Linked DNA regions of Homo sapiens: region 2 is linked to region 1. Evidence: read pairs that join two places in POLR2A ChIA-PET (ENCODE). Cell type or tissue: CD4-positive, alpha-beta T cell. All regions are shown on one strand. Region 1 overlaps CHFR (checkpoint with forkhead and ring finger domains). Region 2 overlaps GOLGA3 (golgin A3).

The links. Peaks named below come from ENCODE experiments on the same cell type or tissue, not always from the same donor. Only the 100,000 strongest peaks of a DNase experiment are listed, where the experiment ranks them.
Region 2: POLR2A ChIA-PET joins it to region 1 with 7 read pairs; 17 of 35 experiments call an interaction of 5 or more read pairs at or near these places.

What each region holds. Positions count from the first base shown.
Region 1 is chr12:132,870,873-132,875,872 of GRCh38, reverse strand. CHFR (checkpoint with forkhead and ring finger domains) reads left to right here. Exons shown (of 18, transcript NM_001161346.2): 4 at 3,479-3,588. Among named protein-coding and RNA genes, the nearest start is that of CHFR, 14 kb to the left of the region's middle. RefSeq lists enhancers at 597-1,292, 1,293-1,988, 1,989-2,684, 2,685-3,382. In CD4-positive, alpha-beta T cell, no CTCF peak of the experiment used is centred here; a DNase peak (open chromatin) is centred at 2,832; H3K4me3 peaks cover 378 bases; H3K27ac peaks cover 671 bases.
Region 2 is chr12:132,816,761-132,821,760 of GRCh38, reverse strand. It overlaps GOLGA3 (golgin A3), which reads left to right. Exons shown (of 24, transcript NM_001389683.1): 3 at 4,949-5,000. Among named protein-coding and RNA genes, the nearest start is that of GOLGA3, 9.6 kb to the left of the region's middle. RefSeq lists an enhancer at 1,248-1,297. In CD4-positive, alpha-beta T cell, no CTCF peak of the experiment used is centred here; a DNase peak (open chromatin) is centred at 2,100.

The DNA of each region.
Region 1 (5,000 bases):
TTTTATGGAGCGCTTCACATGTCACTGCATCTACATCCAGCTCATCTTTTCATTATCTTAGGATAGTTTCTTTGTCACTTCCCTTATTGGTGGACATTTATTGTTTTGACTTTTTCTTACTATAAATAACACTGCAGTGACTCTTTCCCAAACTCTGCCTTCATGTCTGTTTTCTTGGGATGATTTCTCGGAAGGGAAGTCTGTGTCAGTGTTACTCAGAATGTGCCTATTCCTTTTTTTCTCTTTTTTGAGACGGAGTCTCGCTCTGTGGCTCAGGCTGAAGTGCTGTTGGTGCGATCTCGGCTCACTGCAACCTCCGCCACCCGGGTTCAAGCGATTCTCCTGCCTCAGCCTCCCGAGTAGCTGGGATTACAGGTGCCCGCCGCCACGCCTAGCTCAGATGGGGTTTCACAATGCTAGCCAGGCTGGACTTGAACTCCTGGCCTCAGGTGATCCACCTGCCTCAGCCTCCCCAAGTGCTGGGATTGCAAGTGTGAGCCCCCACACCCGGCCAGAATGTGCGTCTTTTAAATCTGCTGCAAGTGGCAGGTGGTCTTCTAGCAGTATGTTGAGAGTGTGCTGTTCTCACTGCAGGATTTTTTTTGTTTGGTAAAGATCAGGCTCTGTGAGATTCTTTGGTAACTGATAGTTTCAGGGATAGAAGACTAGGAAGTAGGTTTTAATAGGAAGAACTGATGCTCCGTTTCCTAGTCTAATAGATATCAGATTAAGTTCTCTATTTCTTGGCACAATGGGAAAGGCAGGGTGCTGGTCCCTAGCTGTCCCGCCTGCTTCAGGGCCTGGCTTCCCCATGCTGGGTGCTGGTCCTGGGCTTTCCTGCCTACATCAGGGCCTGGCTTCTCCACGCTGGGTGCTGGTCCTGGGCTTTCCCGCCTACATCAGGGCCTGGCTTCCCCGTGCTGGGTGCTGGTCCTGGGCTTTCCCGCCTACATCAGGGCCTGGCTTCCCCGCGCTGGGTGCTGGTCCTGGGCAGTCCCGCCTGTTCCAGGGCCTGGGTTCCCTGCACTGGGTGCTGGTCCTGGGCAGTCCCGCCTGTTCCAGGGCCTGGCTTCCCCACGCTGGGTGCTGGTCCTGGGTAGTCCCGCCTGTTCCAGGGCCTGGCTTCCCCGCGCTGGGTGCTGGTCCCGGGCCTTCCTGCCTGTTCCGGGGCCTGGCTTCCTCGCGCTGGGTGCTGGTCCCGGGCAGTCCCGCCTGTTCCGGGGCCTGGCTTCCCCGCGCTGGGTGCTGGTCCTGGGCAGTCCCGCCTGTTCTGGGGCCTGGCTTTCCCACGCTGGGTGCTGGTCCTGGGCAGTCCCGCCTGTTCCGGGGCCTGGCTTCCCCGCGCTGGGTGCTGGTCCTGGGCCTTCCCACCTGTTCCAGGGCCTGGTTTCCCTGTGCTGGGTGCTGGTCCTGGGCCTTCCCGCCTACATCAGGACCTGGCTTCCCCGCGCTGGGTGCTGGTCCTGGGCCTTTCTACCTGTTCCAGGGCCTGGCTTCCTTGCGCTGAATGCTGGTCCTGGGCCTCCCTGCCTGTTCCAGGGCCTGGCTTCCCCACGCTGGGTGCTGGTCCTGGGCCGTCCCGCCTGCTTCAGGGCATGGCATCCCTGTGCTGACTGCATGGTGGTGGTACTTTCTTATGGCTATTGTAATTTACCACAAGCTTAATGGATTTAAAAAACACAAATTTGCTGTCTTACTATAGTTATGGAGGTCCAGAGTCCGATATGGGTCTGATGGGGCTAAAATCCAGGTCTGAACAGGGCTGGTTTCTTCTGGAGGCTCCAGGGGAGAATTTGTTCTCTGCCTTTTCCAGGTTCCAGAGGTGCCACGTTCCTTGGCAGAGGTGGGCTGGAGGGGAGGGGTGCTCAGGCAGAAGGAACCACGTGTGTAGGGGCCCCTGAGCATAAGCAGGGCTGTGTGGTCGGAGCGTGTGGTGAGCGGCAAAGTCACACAAGGGAGCTTGGGCTTTAGCCTGAGAGCAGTGAGGAGTCATCAAAGGGGTGTAAGCGGAGGAGTGAAATAATCAGATTTTTGTTTGGAAAGAACAGGAGGATGAGTGATGGCTGCAGTCGCCCCTCGGCATCTGGGGGGATTGGCTCCAGCCCCCTGCATGCACCCAAGTCCGTGCACACTCTAGCCCCGTAGCCAGCCCTGTGGAGCAGGAGGACACAGAAAGTCAGTCCAGCTCCAGCGCCCCTGCATGCACCCAAGTCCGTGTGCACTCCAGCCCCGTAGCCAGCCCTGTGGAGCAGGAGGACACAGAAAGTCAGTCCAGCTCCAGCGCCCCTGCATGCACCCAAGTCCGTGTGCACTCCAGCCCCGTAGCCAGCCCTGTGGAGCAGGAGGACACAGAAAGTCAGTCCAGCATATGTGTGGGATTCATTCCCTCTCATTGAAAAAAACCCGTGTATAAGTGCATCTGCACAGCTCAAAACCGCATCTTCCAGGGTCAGCTTTGTGTTGTAACAGCAGAACTCAGACACACACAGCCACTGCCTGGTTTCGGAGGTTTTACGGGGAGACGGCTGTGGCAGTTCATTTGCTTACTGTCTGCATTTGCTTTCCTGCTACAGACGGCAGAGCTGAGTAGTGGCAATGGTGACCACAAAACCTACACTGTTTACCCTCTGTTTATGGAAATCGTTTGCCACTCCCATCCCTCAGCAAACCGTGGTGGTCACTCGGATGTGAGTTCTGTCCACTGCTGGGGCCTCGGGAGTGAAGCTGCAGAGCTGAGGCCTGTGTGGTTTCAGTCGTTTTGCCCGGTTGCCGTTTTGTGTGTCGGGTATGCTGTGCTCTTGGATCTTGGTCACCTGACCAACACCTGATTTGCTGTCAGGTCTCTGCTCAGAAGTCCCCAGGAGGCACTTCCTGCCCCATCAACTTAGCCTCCTCCTGTCTGTCCCTGGGTCAGCAGCATCTGCATTGGCCTCTCCCTGGGCAGAGTACCTCAAGGGGCTTGGCAGCCAGACCACAAGCTCTGAGTGCAGGGCCATGTCCTGCAGCTGACGGCCCAGCATTTAGTCCGCTTCTGCCCAGAGCCAGTCTCTTGGGAGGGATCAGTACTCATTGGAGGCATGAGTTCACCGGGGTTGTGATGGCTGCAAGGAACAGAACTGTGGATAGCACAAGTCCAGCTCAGGGGAGGCTGGAGGTGGAAGCACCACACTGTAGACGAGGCCTCCGGGTCCACTAGGAGGCAAACGGGGAGAGAACCCAGCCCTGCAGCAGCAGAGCTGCCAAGCACGTGAGGAGGTGTAGTGGCTGGTTAGGCTGTCAGTCAGGGAGAAGTGGGCGAGCCATTTCTTGAGAGAATGGTGAGGGGTGCGTGGATGTGTGCATCGTTACGTATTTACACTGTTCCTATGAGTATTTCCAGAGTGGTCATATCGAGCTGCTTGCTAATGGTGCTAGAAAAAAAATCTTGTAACTCCAAGTTATTTTAAGTAGAATAAATTGTGTTTTTGTTTTTTTACAGCACCAGTGGAACAGTGATTAACAAGCTGAAGGTTGTTAAGAAGCAGACATGCCCTTTACAGACTGGGGATGTCATCTACTTGGTGTACAGGAAGAATGAACCGGAACACAGTAAGAGAGAGGAAGGCTTGCCGGGGTCAGACCCGCACGGGGGTGCACGTGAGGGCGCTCTCTGAACGTTCCTCCTGGCTACATCCCTTCCCATAGGAACGTTCCTCCTGGCTACACCCCATTTCTTGCTCACATGGGTTCCTGCCGTGAATAGTGTCTGTTGAGTGGGAGTGTCGACTTTGCAGCCTGAGCCCAGCCATTCCTCAGGAATACCACTGTGGCCATGAGCAGCCAATCCCAAAATGGCAGCCAAGGAGAAACTGATGGGGATGGTTTGGGTTCTACAGGAGAAGAACTTGAGTTATGGGGAATAAAACCTAGGACCAGGGGTCTGGAGGCCATTGATGGTTCTGCTTTTGGAGACCTTACAAGAAACATCAAAGGTTAGACTGGATTCCAGTAAGTTTTTTCAGCTCCAGAAGTCCCGTTTTTGTTTTGTGGAAGAACAGTATAGGACAAGGAAAGTTATGGGAGTCCTTCGAAGGTCACCCCTGAAATACTTTTTTTTTTTTGAGATAGAGTTTCGCTCTTGTTGCCCAGGCTGAAGTGTAATGGCGCAATCTCAGCTCACCGCAATCTCCACCTGCCGGGTTCAAGCAATTCTCCTGCCTCAGCCTCCTGAGTAGCTGGGATTATAGGTGCCCACCACCACGCCCGGCTCATTTTTGTATTTTTAGTAGAGACGGGGTTTTGCCATGCTGGACAGGCTGGTCTCAAACTCCCGACCTCAGGTGATCCACCCACCTCAACCTCCCAAAGTGCTGGGATTACAGGCATGAGCCACTGCACCTGGCCAATACTTATTTATTTAATTTTTTAAATAAATAAGAGACAGAGTCTCGCTCTGCTCTGTTGCGGAGGCTGGAGTGCAATGGCGTGATCTCAGCTCACTGCAACCTCCACCTCCTGGTTTCAAGCGATTCTCCTGCCTCAGCCTTCCAGGTAGCTGGGATTACAGGTGCACACCACCACACCCGGCTAATTTTTGTATTTTTAGTACAGACAGGGTTTCGCCGTGTTGGCCAGGCTGGTCTCGAACTTGGGACCTCAGGTAATCCGCCCGCCTCGGCCTCCCAGAGTGCTGGGATTACAGGCAAGAGCCACTGCACCTGGCCACCCCTGAAATACCTAAAGACCACAGTGGTGAGGGAGAATGGGGCAAATATGTCTTAGGCATCTTCAGCATAAACTTAACCAGCCCCTGGCCACACGGAAGGATCTTGTATCTGCTCCTTTGTGTAGTTTGAAATTATAAGTGAGGCATAGATTCTTCACCTTCTTCTGCCTCCTGATGCCATTTTTTCCCGAGGCTTATTTCTTTTGTGTTGGTAGAGATGTTTTAGATTACTTGTTTTGAAATCTCTTAAACTGATGAATTTGTTATTAGCTGATGAGTCAAAATAATCAACAAA
Region 2 (5,000 bases), 54 kb after region 1:
TGCCCCAGCCTCCTGAGTAGCTGGGATTACAGGCGCCCGCCACCGCGCCCGGCTAATTTTTTGTATTTTTAGTAGAGACGGGGTTTCACCGTGTTAGCCAAGATGGTCTCGATCTCCTGACTTCGTGATCCGCCCGCCTCAGCCTCAGCCTCAAAGTGCTGGGATTACAGGTGTGAGCCACTGTGCCCGGCCCAAAGTATGTTTTAGTAACTGAATGATGCCACCTTTAGATCAGGCACATTCCTGCTAAACAGAACTCCATTAAACGTGTGGGGCAGCAGCAGTGTTTCCCTGAAGGGATCTATGGGTCTTTATCATGTTCCCTGCCTAAAATTCTACCTTTTTTTTTTTTCGACGTGGAGTTTTGCTCTGGGTGCCCGGGCTGGAGTGCAATGGCGAGATCTCGTTTCACTGCAACCTCCACTTCCCGGGTTCAAGCAATTCTTCTGCCTCAGCCTCCCGAGTAGCTGGGATTACAGGCATGCGCTACCACGCCCAGCTATTTTTTGTATTTTTAGTAGAGATGAGGTTTCTCCATGTTGGTCAGGCTGGCCACGAACTCCCAACCTCAGGTGATCCGCCCACCTTGGCATCCCAAAGTGCTGAGATTACAGGCGTGAGCCACTGCGCCCAGCCATTTTTTTTTTTTTTTTTTTTTTTTGAGACGGTGTCCTGTTCTGTCGCCCAGGCTGGAGTGCAGTGGCACCATCTCAGCTCACTGCAACCTCTGCCTCCTGGGTTCAAGCGATTCTCCTGCTTCAGCCTCCCGAGTAGCTGGGACTACAGGCACCTGCCACCACACCCAGCTATTTTTTGTATTTTTAGTAGAGACGGGGTTTCACCATGTTGGCCAGGCTGGTCTCGAACTCCTGATCTCAAATGATCCACCCACCTCAGCCCCAAAAAGTGCTGGGATTACAGGAGTGAGCCACTGTGCCTGGCCGAATTCTGCCTTTTTGATTGGTCAGTTGCTGAATTTGTAATAGCTAGAATTCAGAAGTCGTCCCGTAGAGATCTAAGGATTACGGAGCACAGTGTTATGTTAGCCCCCTGGGTTATTCACGTGTCAGAGGGAAAGGGTGACTTAGTTATTCACTCAGTTCTCATGCCTCTTCCTGGCCAGGAGGTTCAGTGCTTTAAAACTGTAGACTACAGATGTGCTAATTTACTAGCAGAAGTCACAGTCTAATTCCTGTAAAATGATACTCAGGCGCTTAGGATGGCTTTGCTGGTCCTTGCTACATAAGCATCAGGTGAGGCAGATAACAACTTAGAGGCCCAAGATCAAGAGTTCTGAGACCCGCGGCCGTGGAACCTGCTCTTAGATCTGCTGCTCAGGAGCAATGTGCCCTCGAGCAAGACGCTGGGTTAATCTCAGCCTCCGCCCCTTTTTCTATTTTAAACATTTTATTACTGTTTTTAGAGTCAGGGTGTTGCTCCATTGAGCAGGCTGAAGTGCAGTGGTGTAATCATAGCTCACGGCAGCCATGAACTCCTGGGCTTAAGTGATCCTCCTGCCTTGGTCTCTGGGGTAGCGGTGACTATCGATGCGTGTCAGCACGCCTAGCTGATTTTTTTTTTTTTGAGACGGAGTTTTGCTGTTGTTGTCCAGGCTGTAGTGCAATGGTGCGATCTCGGCTCATGGCAACCTCCGCCTCCCGGGTTCAAGCGATCTTCTGCCTCAGCCTCCTGAGTAGCTGGGATTACAGGCATGTGCCACCACGCCCAGCTAATTTTGTATTTTTAGTAGAGATGGAGTTTCCATGTTGATCAGGCTGGTTTTGAACTCCCAATCTCTGGTGATCCCCCCACCTTGGCCTCCCAAAGTGCTGGGATTGCAGGCGTGAGCCACCGCGCCCTGTTGCCTGGCTCATTTTAAAAACTTTTTGTATAAACAGTCTTGCTGTTGCCCGGGCTGGTCTTGAATTCCTGGCCTTGAGTTATCCTTCCACCTCGGCCTCCCAAAGTGCTGGGATTACAGGTGTGAGCCACTGCGCCCGGCCTAACCCAGTAACTTTTATCTGAAATGCAAGGTTCCCCCTCTCCCAGCAGTGGAGCTCACGGGTCCTTTGCATGAAAGGCGTCTCAGTGCGTTGGTCGGGTGCCCGTGGTCTGGCTTCCTGTCTGGCACCCCTGCTTTTATTCTGGTTTTTCTTTCGGGAGGCATGACAGTAAGTATCTGCTGTTAGTTTGAACTCACATTTGCAAGTGAAAGAAACCTTTTCTTTTTTTGAGACGGAGTCTCGCTCTGTTGCCCAGACTGGAGTGCAGTGGCACGACCTCAGCTTACTGCAAGCTCCACTTCGAGGGTTCACGCCATTCTTCTGCCTCAGCCTCCCAAGTAGCTGGGACTATAGGCGCCCGCCACCACGCCCAGCTAAGTCTTTGTATTTTTAGTAGAGACGGGGTTTCGCCGTGTTAGCCAGGATAGTCTCGATCTCCTGACCTCGTGATCCACCTGCCTCAGCTTCCCAAAGTGCTGGGATTACAGGCGTGAGCCACCGCGCCCGGCTAAGAAACTCATTTTTAATTTGCTTGAGCAAAAAGCAAATTTGCTGTCCTGCATGCACGTGGGATCCGAGGAATGCTGACCCCTGTGAGACACGGAGGTGTTGCCGGGCCTCCAGAGCCACCGGAACCAGGACCAGAACCCCCTGAGGACCCTCCCTCCCCCCTCACATGTCTTGGTTCTTTGACTGTGAACTGGCCCACCCACCAGTCAGCAGTTAGGGGGCAGGGAAAAGACTGAAAATCACTTCATTGAAAGAAATCTTTCTTTGTTCCATTTGATGAGGAAATATGTTTTAGTTTGTGTTGTGGGTAATTTGTATATAATCATTTTAGTGGGTGAACTGAGGTAACACGTGGGTATAGAATTGTCACTGGTCCAACCCAGGCCTTTACCCAGCAGGCTGTCATCAAGCAGAAGCGCGGTTCTGGGCTGTCTCTGCTTCACGGGTGGTGTGATGACATCATCCACCTCTTCGCCTTAGGGTCCTCGCCTTGGAGGATAAGCTGAGGCTTTGAAATGACTCCAAAATCAGCCTTTGTAAATGTGAGGCTGTGACTCTGATTAACACTGCTGTTACCAGTGCCTGCTAGAAAGATTGTCAGCTGTGTTTTAAGTGTTTGTGGTTTTCGCTTGTTTTAAACTGGCGACTTTCATAAGATTTCTTATTGGTTTTACTTAAATGGAAAGGAAACATTGGCTGGGTGCGGTGGCTCACGCCTGTAATCCCAGCACTGTGGGAGGCCGAGGCTGGTGAATGGGGAGGAGTTTGAGACCAGACTGGCCAACATGGTGAAACCCCATCTCTACTAAAAAGACCAAAAATTAGCCAGGTGTGGTGGTGGGCACCTGTAATCCCAGCTACTGGGGAGGCTGAAGCAGGAGAATCGCTTGAATCTGGTGAGTGGAGCTTGCAGTGAGCTGAGCTTGTGTGACTGAACTCCAGCCTGGGCAGCAGAATGAGACTCCGTCTCAAAAAAGAGAAGAGGAAATGTTACTGTCGTTACTACATAAATTCTACAGCCAAGAGTGTGGAGGTGTGGAGGGTGAGTTCACCTTATAGTGTAGAGGTGTGGAGGGCGAGTTCACCTTAGAGCATGGAGGAGTGGAGGGTGGGTTCACCTTAGAGCATGGAGGAGTGGAGGGGGGGTTCACCTTAGAGCGTGGAGGTGTGGAGGGCGGGTTCACGTTAGAGCGTACAGGTGTGGAGGGTGGGTTCACCTTAGAGCGTGGAGGAGTGGAGGGTGAGTTCACCTTAGAGTGTGGAGGTGTGGGGGGGGGTTCACCTTAGAGCGTGGAGGAGTGGAGGGTGAGTTCACCTTAGAGTGTGGAGGTGTGGGGGGGGGGTTCACCTTAGAGCGTGGAGGTGTGGAGGGTGAGTTCACCTTAGAGCGTGGAGGAGTGGAGGGCGGGTTCACGTTAGAGTGTGGAGGTGTGGAGTGCGGGTTCACCTTAGAGCGTGGAGGAGTGGAGGGCGGGTTCACCTTAGAGCGTGGAGGTGTGGAGGGTGGGTTCACCTTAGAGCGTGGAGGTGTGGAGGGCGGGTTCACCTTAGAGCGTGGAGGAGTGGAGGGTGAGTTCACCTTAGAGTGTGGAGGTGTGGGGGGGGGGTTCACCTTAGAGCGTGGAGGTGTGGAGGGTGAGTTCACCTTAGAGCGTGGAGGAGTGGAGGGCGGGTTCACGTTAGAGTGTGGAGGTGTGGAGGGTGGGTTCACCTTAGAGCGTGGAGGTGTGGAGTGCGGGTTCACCTTAGAGCGTGGAGGAGTGGAGGGCGGGTTCACCTTAGAGCGTGGAGGTGTGGAGGGCGGGTTCACCTTAGAGCGTGGAGGAGTGGAGGGCGGGTTCACGTTAGAGTGTGGAGGTGTGGAGGGCGGGTTCACCTTAGAGTGTGGAGGTGTGGAGGGCGGGTTCACCTTAGAGCGTGGAGGTGTGGAGGGCGGGTTCACCTTAGAGCGTGGAGGAGTGGAGGGCGGGTTCACGTTAGAGTGTGGAGGTGTGGAGGGGGGGTTCACCTTAGAGCGTGGAGGTGTGGAGGGCGGGTTCACCTTAGAGCGTGGAGGTGTGGAGGGCGGGTTCACCTTAGAGCGTGGAGGAGTGGAGGGCGGGTTCACATTAGAGTGTGGAGGTGTGGAGGGTGAGTTCACGTTAGAGCGTAGAGGTGTGGAGGGCGGGTTCACGTTAGAGTGTGGAGGTGTGGAGGGCAGGTTCACCTTACAGGAAGGACGTGGACACCAGAGGGGCTGTGGGCCTTATCCTGGCCACCCCGCCTGTGGGACGGGGCCCATGGGCTGCTCCTCTCAGAGTGAAGCCTTTGTGGGATGAGAAAGTGCCGTGCTCATGAGTCTGGATCCTCTTCTCTCCTACTCCAGCTGCATGTCTGAAAAGCGACGTCACCTTGTTGTTAAAGCCATGGTGGTCCAGCGTGCTCTGTCTTTCCAGGTGCCGAGGTAAACAGAGCATCCACGGAAGGGGAAAGCCCGGATGGACCTGG